Linked DNA regions of Homo sapiens: region 1 is linked to region 2. The links are chromatin loops, found by intact Hi-C in ENCODE. Cell type or tissue: PC-3. All regions are shown on one strand. Links, peaks and the distances in the headings refer to the core of each region. The heading gives the core; the rest is flanking DNA. Region 1 overlaps UTRN (utrophin). Region 2 has its middle 290 kb from the start of TRQ-TTG4-1.

Region 1 (5,386 bases), core at 250-5,249, 140 kb after region 2:
AGGCAGCAAGAACCATTTTAAATTTTCTTTTTCTCTCTCTCTTTATTTATTATTATTATTATTATTTTTTAAGGAGACAGAGTTTCACTCTGTTGCCCAGACTGTAGTGCAGTGGTGTGATCATGGCTCACTGCAGTCTTGACCTCCCGGGCTCAAGTGATCCTCCCACCTCAGCCTCCTGACTGCTGGGACTATAGGCGCATGTTACCATGCCCAGCTAATTTTTTGTAGAGATGGGGTTTTGTCATGTTGCTCAGGCTGGTCTTGAACTCCTGGGGGCAAGCAATCCACCCGCCTCAGCCTCCCAAGCATTAGGATTATAAGCATGAGCCACTGCACCCGGCCCCATTTTAAATGTTCTTAAACCCTGAATACAATGAGCTCTCATTGCACTATACTAGGAAAAAAGAAATAACTAGATCAGTTTCAGAAAGTCTACCTTAGAGGAAGCAAATAAAATTTTCAAATGTTAATTTTAACTTAAGATATTAACAAATAGAGAGGTTTATGCTATATAGACTAGTTTTAACTTAAGATATTAACAAATAGAGGGATTTATACTATATAGACTAGTTTTAACTTAAGATATCAACAAATAGAGGGGTTTATACTATATAGACTCTTTCAGTTCAGATTTATATTCTTTCATTTTCTACAAACACATGAGCCATGGAGCCACCGCAGTGCACTTCAAAATATTAATAAGGAATTACCTAGAGAGACAGAAATGCAGTGGGAAGCCATCAAAGTGGGCTTTAAGTGATCTATAAAATTAAAATATGACATAAAAATAATTTGCCCTTCCTAGTCTCCTTTCAACTTTCTGGCCATATTCTAACAGTGAATACAAAGATGATATACTTAAACACCAAAAACGTTGAATATTTCTACCTGAATATTATTTTTTGTTAGCCATATACATTCTAATTTGCTCCAGGAAATTCTCATTGCATGGCAATCATGCAAAATTTGTTTTAAACATTTTTCTTCTACTTTTGAAGCCACGCAAAGGGAAGTGTATATTAAAAGCTTTTTCATTCTCCATTTGCTTGGTTATTAATTTGGGAATTAAATTTTGTTTTCATAACAATTCTTCACACATAAATACTGGCTTTTATAACTCTACCTTCAGAATTTGATGTTCCTTCTTCATGAGGAAATAAACTGTTAAATTACACAATGAAAGATCCTGGTTAAACAAGTTTTGTGAAAATGGGAATTTGCTATATACAAATGAGCACATTTCTAAAAATTTGGAAGACTTAAAAGACATTTAACACTAAAACTACATATATTTTAAACAATCTGATCTTTTACTGGTGATGGAGAAGATTTTTTTAAATGCTACAGTCCTAAACGTTATTATTTAAAATAGTGGCCATCATTATATTATATCTATTTTCCAGTGCTGGTAATAGTGCTCTAGCCAATGGGAAGCCAGGTAAAACTAACTTTTATTCTACCAATCTGCCCCATAAGAACTCTGCCCCACAAGAACAAGAATACAATCCTACCAGATCCTTCCAAAATTATAAACATTTTGAATTAGAGAAATTCTGATTTAGACAATTCTCAGTCATATATAATTAACCTAAACATATAGAAATTCATTTTTAAAAAAGAGCTAAAATTAAGGATGGACTTTAAAAGTCCCAAACCACACAGATAATCATGATATAAACATAAAGCAAGATATTTAATTTTTTTTATTTAGTAAAACCCAAAAACTAGATCCAGTTTGCATTTTTAAAAAAATCAGATGATAAAAGACTCTAAGTCAATTCAATAAATTAATTAATTTCAATTAATTTGCGTGAACTTCTTGATTTTTTTATAGTACATGCATTAATTTTCTATTGCTGTTACAAAAATGTCTCCCTGGGATAAAATCAAAGTTGGCAGGGCTGAATTCCTTCTCTGGAGGTTCTAAGAGAGAATCCCATTTCTTTGCCTTTTCCAGCTTCTAGAAGCTGCCTGCATTTAAGGATCATGTCTGCTTCCTTTACCTTCCAAGCTAGTAGCTAGCATTCTCAAATCTCTGCCTCCCCTGCCACTTTTAAAGGCCCCTGGGATTACATTAAGCCCATCAGGATAATCCAGAATAATCTCCCTAATTAAAGGTCAGTTGATTTGCAACCTTAATTCCATTTACGACCTTAATTCTCCCTTGCTTTGTAACCTAACATTTTCACAGGTTCCAGGGATTATGATGTGAGCATCTTTCAGGGGTTGGGAGCAGTTATTATTTTGCCTACCACAGTACATCAGATTTATATCTAAATTTGTAAGATTAAATTCAAGTCAATATTCAACCAAGCAAATTAAAGTTCTCTAATACTATTACTATTATTATTGTTATAGTGTACAATAAAAATGTAAACAGTTTTAAACATTTTCAGTTAGATAATCACATCTTCTTTCACTAGAGACATGCCAACTTAACCAGCGTCTGACCTCTTTCCATTCTTACTTGGGCAAATTTGACACCAATCAATTGCTTTAATACCTTGTTCTCAACTCAGTTCACAACTCAGTGCATTGTAGGTTATACACTGATAAAAATATTAAACTCCCATAAGCTAATGTAACGTATATTGCTTATTATATTTATTATATATTATGCAAACCTGTTTTTTACCCTGAGCTTACATCTCAGACTGTAATAAAAAATTATAAGAAAAGACTATTTCACCAACATGGACTTCACACAACGTTTTCAGGAAGTATACTGGAAGAGCAGATTATTAGCATTTGTATAGATTTTGGAGATACCACACCCCATGTTAGAAATGATAAAAAGGAAACTTGGCCCAGAGATCTTCATCTGACTTACCTGAGGTCACACAGCTAACCTGAGACAGAGCTGTCTCCTGACAATAAGTAAGTGTTGTCATGATTATGATGCTGTTCGTCTGACACATAAAATAGGGTCAACTATGACTCATCACTAGAGCACGTTGTAAATTAATATCTTTACTAAGTTACACTCCAAGGGACTATAGAAGTAGAATTTTATCATTCTGTTCCATGACAATATATAGCCCTAAGCCAAGGATCAACGCCTACTAAGAGCCTGTGTAAATTATACAAAACTTATAAAATGTCATATAAGAAGAAGAAACAGTATGCAAGAAGGAGAAACTAACTGGACAACAGAATCAAAGAATGATGAGCCTATGCTAATAATGCAGATAACTTCTATAAGACAAAGAAAAACTTGACAATATTTCACTTTTTCATGATAAATCATTATTTCTTATTGGTGGAATAAAATGACAAGAGTATAAGACATTTTTATATGGATTTTCTTAGAGGAAGAAAAATGGTTTAGAATTTGTACAATTTGACAAATATCATTATGTCAAGAGTATTTTGAAATTCTGTCATTTTTCTCCAATTTTTTTTTTTTTTACTTTTTAGAGACTGGATCTTGCTTTGTTGTCCAGGCTGGAATACAGTATGGCCATCATAGCTTATTGTCTGTCTCCAAATATTTAAATCTCTACTTTAAAATATATCAGCTAAACACACCTATATCCCTAATCTGATACATGAAAAATATAATTCTCATGTTAAAAGTAGTTTCTTTTTAATATTAACTATATCACAGTTTCTTTCAGATAATAGGACTGAATTCTATTTTTAAAAGTTATGGGGAGAGAAGCCTCTTAAGTTATCAATAAAACATGATTTTCTTGGTATCATAAAGGAGAATTAAAATCAACTTACTTGATGTAATAGGGCACTTTATTATGTGAAATGGATCTTTGCCACGGCAGCTGGACTGACGCTGAGGAAACAAAGGGAGATTATTGGAAACGTTGGAAACCAAAAAGCCTTACACCTTAATGCAAAACAACTGAACATTTTATAGCAAATTCAATGAACTGCTCTGGTTTCTGAGCTGGATTCCTATAATTATGAGATCCACTGGGCCAAACAAAAAATGGCTTTAAGGATTCATTTGAAGTAAAACAAGAAACAATACAGGTTCAAGGTCTAATGCCAACTAATCTAACCTGTTGATAAAAATACTTTTAAACTTTCAAATGGTGTTGCTTATAAATACTACAGTTTAAACCTTAGTGCCATCTGGAAACTGTACTCCATATATATTTTTGATAAAGCTAAAACCAAAATTAATTTTACCTGGTATATCCAGATTAAAAATTAGATTTTTCAAGACCGAATTTTCCAGATGACTAATAACATTGTTTACTTTGCATCGTAGTCACAGGAGTAGCTATTGAGTACAGATGGCATTTAAGTAAATTCAATTCTATAACATTTAAAAAGAAGGAATTTAAAAATAGGCAAAAAGTTGTGAAGAACCAAGGCAATCGTCTAGGCAGAAAAATCCCAATTTCTTACTTTCATCTGAAACATACAGAGAGCCCAGTCTCCTACTTTTGCACTAGACCTTACTATGACTGAGATTTTATGGGGTTTTTAAATTGAGGTACTTTTTTTTTTTTTTTTTTTACAATTCTAGTTACTTCTTACTTATAAAAAATATATTATTCCTACATTAACCAATTATTTTAAGACTTATTTAAGAAGAATAGTACATGTGAATTTAGTGCCATAAAAGAATTTTGCTAAATGAACAAATATAAAAATTCAAATAATACTTGGAATTTTCATACTTTGCAAATATCATCAGATCCTCACGTAGCCAGTTGTCACCAATACTTTTTTTCTCAATTTCATGTCACATTAATATCTTACAACTATTCAGCATTCTAAACTTTGCCAAGCATTTTCAAATATATGTTTTCGGTAAGGAAGCCAGCAAGATACACGTTAAAGTTCCATTTGATAGATGAGGAACTAAATGTGTAGAGATAAAATAACTTGCCCAAAGAGTGACAGCCAGTAAATAAACGGTCGAGCTCAGATGTGATCTCAATTTCTGAACACTAGCTGAGCAATTCTTCTACTCAACAATTCCTCCTCTCTTTATAAAAGGCAAGCACTCTGTTCTCAATCTATGCCCACCAAAGTATAAACAGGGATGAAAATGAGGAAGTAGGTATGTTACATTTCTCATTAGAGCCAACCTCATTTCAGTGTTGGCACCAGGCTAATAGGTCAGTTTTTATTTTGTGCCTAACTAAACAGGCTTCTTTTATAACCATGGCTGAAGTCCAAGAAATATAATAAAGCCAAAGATTCCAAGCAGCAAAGGATAACAATTATTAAATGTATTAATTGGGACTTTGTTTACACTTCCCCACTCATTTTAATAATTGTTTTGATTTGAATAACTTCTACCTCCTTGGATTCTCAGTGTTAGATAATACAAGGCCATGTATTTGACTTTTACAAAAATGTGTATAAATTTCACAATATTTCACTTCCAAAAGAATATGTGCTTGATTTCCAC
Region 2 (5,386 bases), core at 284-5,283:
TACAAAAATTAGCTGGGTGTGGTGGTGGGCACCTGAAATCCCAGCTAGTCAGGAGGCTGAGGCAGGAGAACCACTTGAACTCAGGAGCCAGAGGTTGCAGTGAGCTGAAATCACGCCATTGCACTCCAGCCTGGGCGACAGAGCAAGACTCTATCTCAAAAAAAAAAAAAAAAAAAAAAAAAGCTAAATGATAATACTTGTAAAAGAAAAACTAAACTCTTAGAAAATAATGTAGGAAAATATCTTTGTAACCATGATAGGTAAAAATGTCTTAGATAGAACACAAGAAGCACAAAGGATAAAAGAAAAATTGATAAATTGGACTTCATTAAAATTAAAAACCTCTGTTCTTTGAGAGATAACATTAAAAAAAAATAAGGTAAGCTACACACTGGCAGAAAAGTTTCACAATACATGTATCTGACAACTTATACCTAGAATTTATTTTTTAAATGTTGTAAATGCAATTAAAAGAAAAATAACCTAATAGAAATGGGAAAAATGTTGAAACAAACATTTAAAAATGACTAAAAAGCACATGAAAAGATACCCAACATCATTAGTCATCAAGAAAATCAAAATTACAACTGCAATGGGATAATAATATAAACCCACAGCAATGACTGGAATTAAAAAGACGGACAATATCATGTGTCAGAATACAGGCCAACTGGAACTCTCATATACTATTGATGGGAATGTAAAATGGCACAACCACATTGGGAAATAGTTTGATGGTTTCCTGTAAGTTAAATTACTCTTGCCACACAACCCAGTAATTTCACTCCTAAATATTAACTCAAGAAAATAGAATAAATTACATACCAAGTAATTACCAATATCACATATCAAGTAATTATTTTGCAAAAAAATTAATAGAAGTGTAAATAGATAAACAGATGGTGTTACCTTTGTACAATGTAATATTACTCAGTGATAAAAAGGAATAAATGTCTGTTACACATAAGACATGGATGAATCACCAAATAAAATTTTTAAATGCTGAGCAAAAGAATCCAGACCCCAAAGATTCCAGAACCCCTGCTTTATTTCATTTACATAAACTTCTAAACAAGCAGAACTATAATTGCAGAAAGCAGATTCATTCTTGCCTAAAGCTGAGGTTGGGTGTGGCCATTAATTGCAAAGCATGAGAAGGAAATTTAGGGAATAATGGTCAGACTTTCTACCTTGACTGCGGTGATGTTTACATCTTTACATTTGACAAAACTCATTAAACTTTTTCCTTAAAATTACGCATTGTATCTTATCTTAATTATACCTCCATAAAATTGCTTTAAAAAATAAATGCATAAGGAGATACATATTTAATATTATTTATGATATAGGGCTCTCAAGAATGTGTATTTAACAAATATAGAGAAAGAAAACTTGTTTTTCCATGGTGAGTCTGTTGCTTTTCAGAGAACTCAAGGCACATTTCCTCCTGGCAGACAAATAGGAGTAGAAAGGCAGGTAAACTTTCCTTGTCATAAAAGCCATATATTGGCTGATTCCTAGTTAACTCATCAATTAGAAGAAACTTTCAGGAAACTACCAAGAGCAGAGATCAAAGTCAGATCCAAGAGCAACTTCTAATTCATCATGAAAGAAAACCTCAGAAAATCTGTTTTGGCTATGACAAGAAGTAGTGCACAAGGCCCTGAATCATAGATTTAAGAATCAGAGACACTAAGAGCATCTTTTTTGAATATTTTAAATCAAAGGTGAGGCTATGGCAATTCATGAAGAAAACCTCTGACTCACCCACGGAAATAAGAGGTGCTGACCACAAAGGGCTTTGACCTTCACAGAGCCTCAGAAATTTCATGACTGATCCGTAAGGGCTTTGAAACACACCATTTAATTAATGGAATCATAATGGTATCAGGATGAAAATACGGAATTCCTCCTCTATGCTTCTTCCTAAAGGAGGTGAGAAATTTATGTCACCAGAAAAAGAAGAAATTATTCTATCCTCAATTGACAAATCAGTTGATTTAATACACTTAGGACCGATGAGGCTACTTTCTCAAAATATGTTTTTTAAAGGTCTGATGTGAGCCTTCGGGATGCTAAGCCAGAGGTGTTATTGATTCCAACTGATTCTATAGTTGACTATGGGCTACGTGGGGTAAAGAAAGGAAGGCTGGGCTGAGTAAGAGGTCTGAATCATGGCTCTGTCACTTGCTGGAATGTGAGCTTGGGAAAGTCACTTGATCTTTATTGTTTCATTTTTCTCATCTGCAAACCAAATCTTCCTGGGCTGGGCTCTATGGAGAAGGAACTGGAGCTCTGCAGGCCACAGGAGGCCCATCATGCAGGAAGTTCAGCTTTAAAAGCCAAGTTCATGGGTGAAGGCAAAACCAGCCCAATTGCCCCATAGAAATTACGTTTACGAGGTTTTGAATAAACACAGACATTGTCCCTTCTGGTCTTAAAACTTGTAGTTTACATTTGTCTCATCTGAGTTCCCCCTCAGGCAAGGGACTGAAACTCATCAGACCCTGCATTCAATGAGATGCCAGACCCCTCTTTCTTCGTAATTGCTTCCTTACCCCTCCTTAATTCCTGTTTTACATTCCTTTCCCACTGTATAAACCTCCCAATTCAGTTGGTCGGGGAGATGGATTTGAGACTGACCTTCCAAAATTCATATGTTAAAAGTGCTAATCCCTCTAATACCTTAGATTGTGACTATATTTGGAGATAGATAGAGCTTTTAATGAGATGACTAATTAAAATAAAGCCATTAGGGTAAACCCTAACCCAAAATGACTGGTGTCCTTATAAGAAGAAGAAATTTGGACACACAGAGACACTAGGGATGCACACACATAGAGAAAAGACCACATGAGGATATAATGAGAAGGTGGCTGGCTGGCTGCAAGCCAAAGAGAGAGGCCTCAGAAGAAACCAAACCTGGAACAACTTGACCTTGGACTTTCAGCCCCTTGAACTATGAGAAATAAATTTCTGTTGTGTAAGCCACCCAGTCTATGGTAGCTTGTTATCACAGCCCTAGCAAAACTAATACAGTGTTCAATTTCAATTTAATTAGTTGAAATTGATTAATTACACTTAAGCTACATATTCAAGCAGTGAGGAGTATGTATTTGCAAGAAATGGGAGGTACCAGAAAAGCAACTTTCTAATTGGCTTTGTGGATTCTCTAACAACAAACACATGAAGGAACATTGACTGATGTTCCTATCAATAATATGCTGAAAGACATGTAAAATATCATATTCCTTAGAGTGTTTACAAGTAATACCCTAAAGTTAACCTTTCTGGAAGTAGTCTGAGTTGCAAAAGACAAGAATGGAGAATGAGATCCAGATATTTTTTCATGATATGCTCATGATGTCCTAGAACTCTCTAGAAGCAGTCAGGGTAAACCTGAACTAATCGCCTATGTTCCAATGCACTTCCAGGCCCAGAGCTGTGACCAGATTTGTCTAGTGGCCCAAAACAGATGCTGGATGGCTTTAGGCCAGCAACAGAGCAAGAGAAGCTTAAGTGTTCTTTCCATCCTCATTGATGGAACAGTGAACACGGGGAGTTCTGCCTGAAGAATCAAGAAAATAGAGGGAGATATCAGAGGAACGCAAAATAAAATGCCCTGCTTTTATTTAGAGAAAGAAATAAAATGAAATGTGAAACTCAAAAGCAGGTAGATTTCGTGTTGCTTCCTGGCAATCTCTTAAAACAGAATTAGTTCTACTTTGAATGCCAGGCTTTTAAAAGAGAACAGGAAGAGTAAACAGGGCAATTAGGCAGAGAAAGACCCCGCTGAGAAAAGTCAAAATAACAGACTGGAAGCCTCTTTGCTCCAAGGTTGCAGCTCTGCCAGGTTTCTCTCCAGGAGGGTGGGGAGCAGAAAGGACATCACAGATCCCAGCATGATGGCAGTCTTGGGTCACTGGAGACAGCTCCCTTGAGGGAGAAACGTCTGCTTTTTGTACTCCTGCTCTGAGCATGCCCCTGGCTTTTTAATCATGTGCATCAACACATCGGTGGAATAGTGAAGGCATCTGGCATTTTCCAAACCTAGCTGGGCTGGTGAAAAAGCCACCTATTCATCATCCATCCAGCCTATGGGATAACTAATTTCTGTGAACCCGAGGGATGTTCCTTCAGTGTAATGCAGGTGACAGAAGAATATAAATTACATGTTTACAGATGTCAGTACCTAGCACAGTAGCCAGCTTGGTGGACAGCATAGAAACATTGACAGATTTTAATATAATGCTGTCTAGCCATGGGAATGTGTACACAGACTCACAGAATCATCCATGACCTTGGAGGGGTGTCTCCTTTGTTCTTCAGTCTTCAAACAAAATAAACTTTAGCTATGTAGAACAGAACTTATCCATCATTTTTTTTCCATTCTTCTGCAACAGTGTTTGCAGGGAGCCAACTGTGTGCCAGGCACTGAGCCACGTGCAAGGGGTTAGAGTGTGAATAATTCCAGCTACTCCCCACGTGGTGCCTGAGAAACCACCAACTTATCTGATGACCATAGCGTCTTAGGGACAATGCAGGAGCATCTTCCCTTGATAGGAAAGGGAATGAGGCAGATTTATGAAATCTGAGAGGTCTCATTTTAAAACTTCTGGAGAGGGAGAAATCGTGTAATCTTCATGAATGCTATAGAAAACCTGATCATCTGGGGGAAGTAATCCATTTCCTTTCATTCTCTCTTCAGTGGGGCCATCATGAGGCTCAAAACCATCCTCTTATTGGCACCTCTCAACAAGCATGGTATTTCCCTGATGGGTAAGCCAGTGCATCTCTCTTTTCACCCCATCCTGCATGATACCTTCTGGGAAAGGAGAGGGGGTAGTGTTGACGATGAGATAGGGAGAGGCTTACCCTTCCCAGCCCTGCAGAACAGAACAGTGAAGACAGGAAAGAAGCAGAAGCGGTGGGGTATGAGAGACAGTGATGCCACAGAGCCAGTGTCACTGCTCCAGGTGTTGGGCAAGAGCATAGAAGGTGGTACAGACACGTTGAGGGGAATGACTTGAGCAGTGGACTTTTGAATAGAAATTCAAATCCTATTGGATTCTGAAACAGATCATCTAGAAGCTGTCCTCTCTTCATGGACAGGTAGCAGAACTTCTTCCTGCTCTCTGGTGTCATGGGAAAAAAGCTCAAGCAGCATCACAGGGCCTGCATTCAGCCTATCTTGAGGTAAAAGAGCCAAAGAAAGAATGTGCCAGAGACTCAGAAGGGTCAGGAGCTCAGGGGAGCCCAATTAAACAAGGACTCTGGCCAAGGCAGGGAAGATGTAACCATGAATTACACAAGCCTCCAACTTCAGCTATGAATGGTAGCAGGAACTAGGGGTAAGAAACCATGCTGCAGAGACTAGAGGAGGCAG

Evidence for each region. Peaks named below come from ENCODE experiments on the same cell type or tissue, not always from the same donor. Only the 100,000 strongest peaks of a DNase experiment are listed, where the experiment ranks them.
Region 1: a loop joins it to region 2, with 2.6 times the contacts of the local background. A loop is called at or near these places in 1 of 110 quality-filtered maps.

Annotation. Positions count from the first base shown.
Region 1 is chr6:144,756,333-144,761,718 of GRCh38, reverse strand. It overlaps UTRN (utrophin), which reads right to left. Exons shown (of 75, transcript NM_007124.3): 58 at 3,730-3,790. Among named protein-coding and RNA genes, the nearest start is that of SNORA98, 350 kb to the right of the region's middle. In PC-3, for the core only: no CTCF peak of the experiment used is centred there; a DNase peak (open chromatin) is centred at 2,898; H3K4me3 peaks cover 601 bases; H3K27ac peaks cover 2,917 bases.
Region 2 is chr6:144,894,579-144,899,964 of GRCh38, reverse strand. No RefSeq gene overlaps it. Among named protein-coding and RNA genes, the nearest start is that of TRQ-TTG4-1, 290 kb to the left of the region's middle. RefSeq lists a silencer at 2,058-2,352 and an enhancer at 1,327-2,526. In PC-3, for the core only: no CTCF peak of the experiment used is centred there; DNase peaks (open chromatin) are centred at 1,774 and 2,304; H3K4me3 peaks cover 1,651 bases; H3K27ac peaks cover 4,293 bases.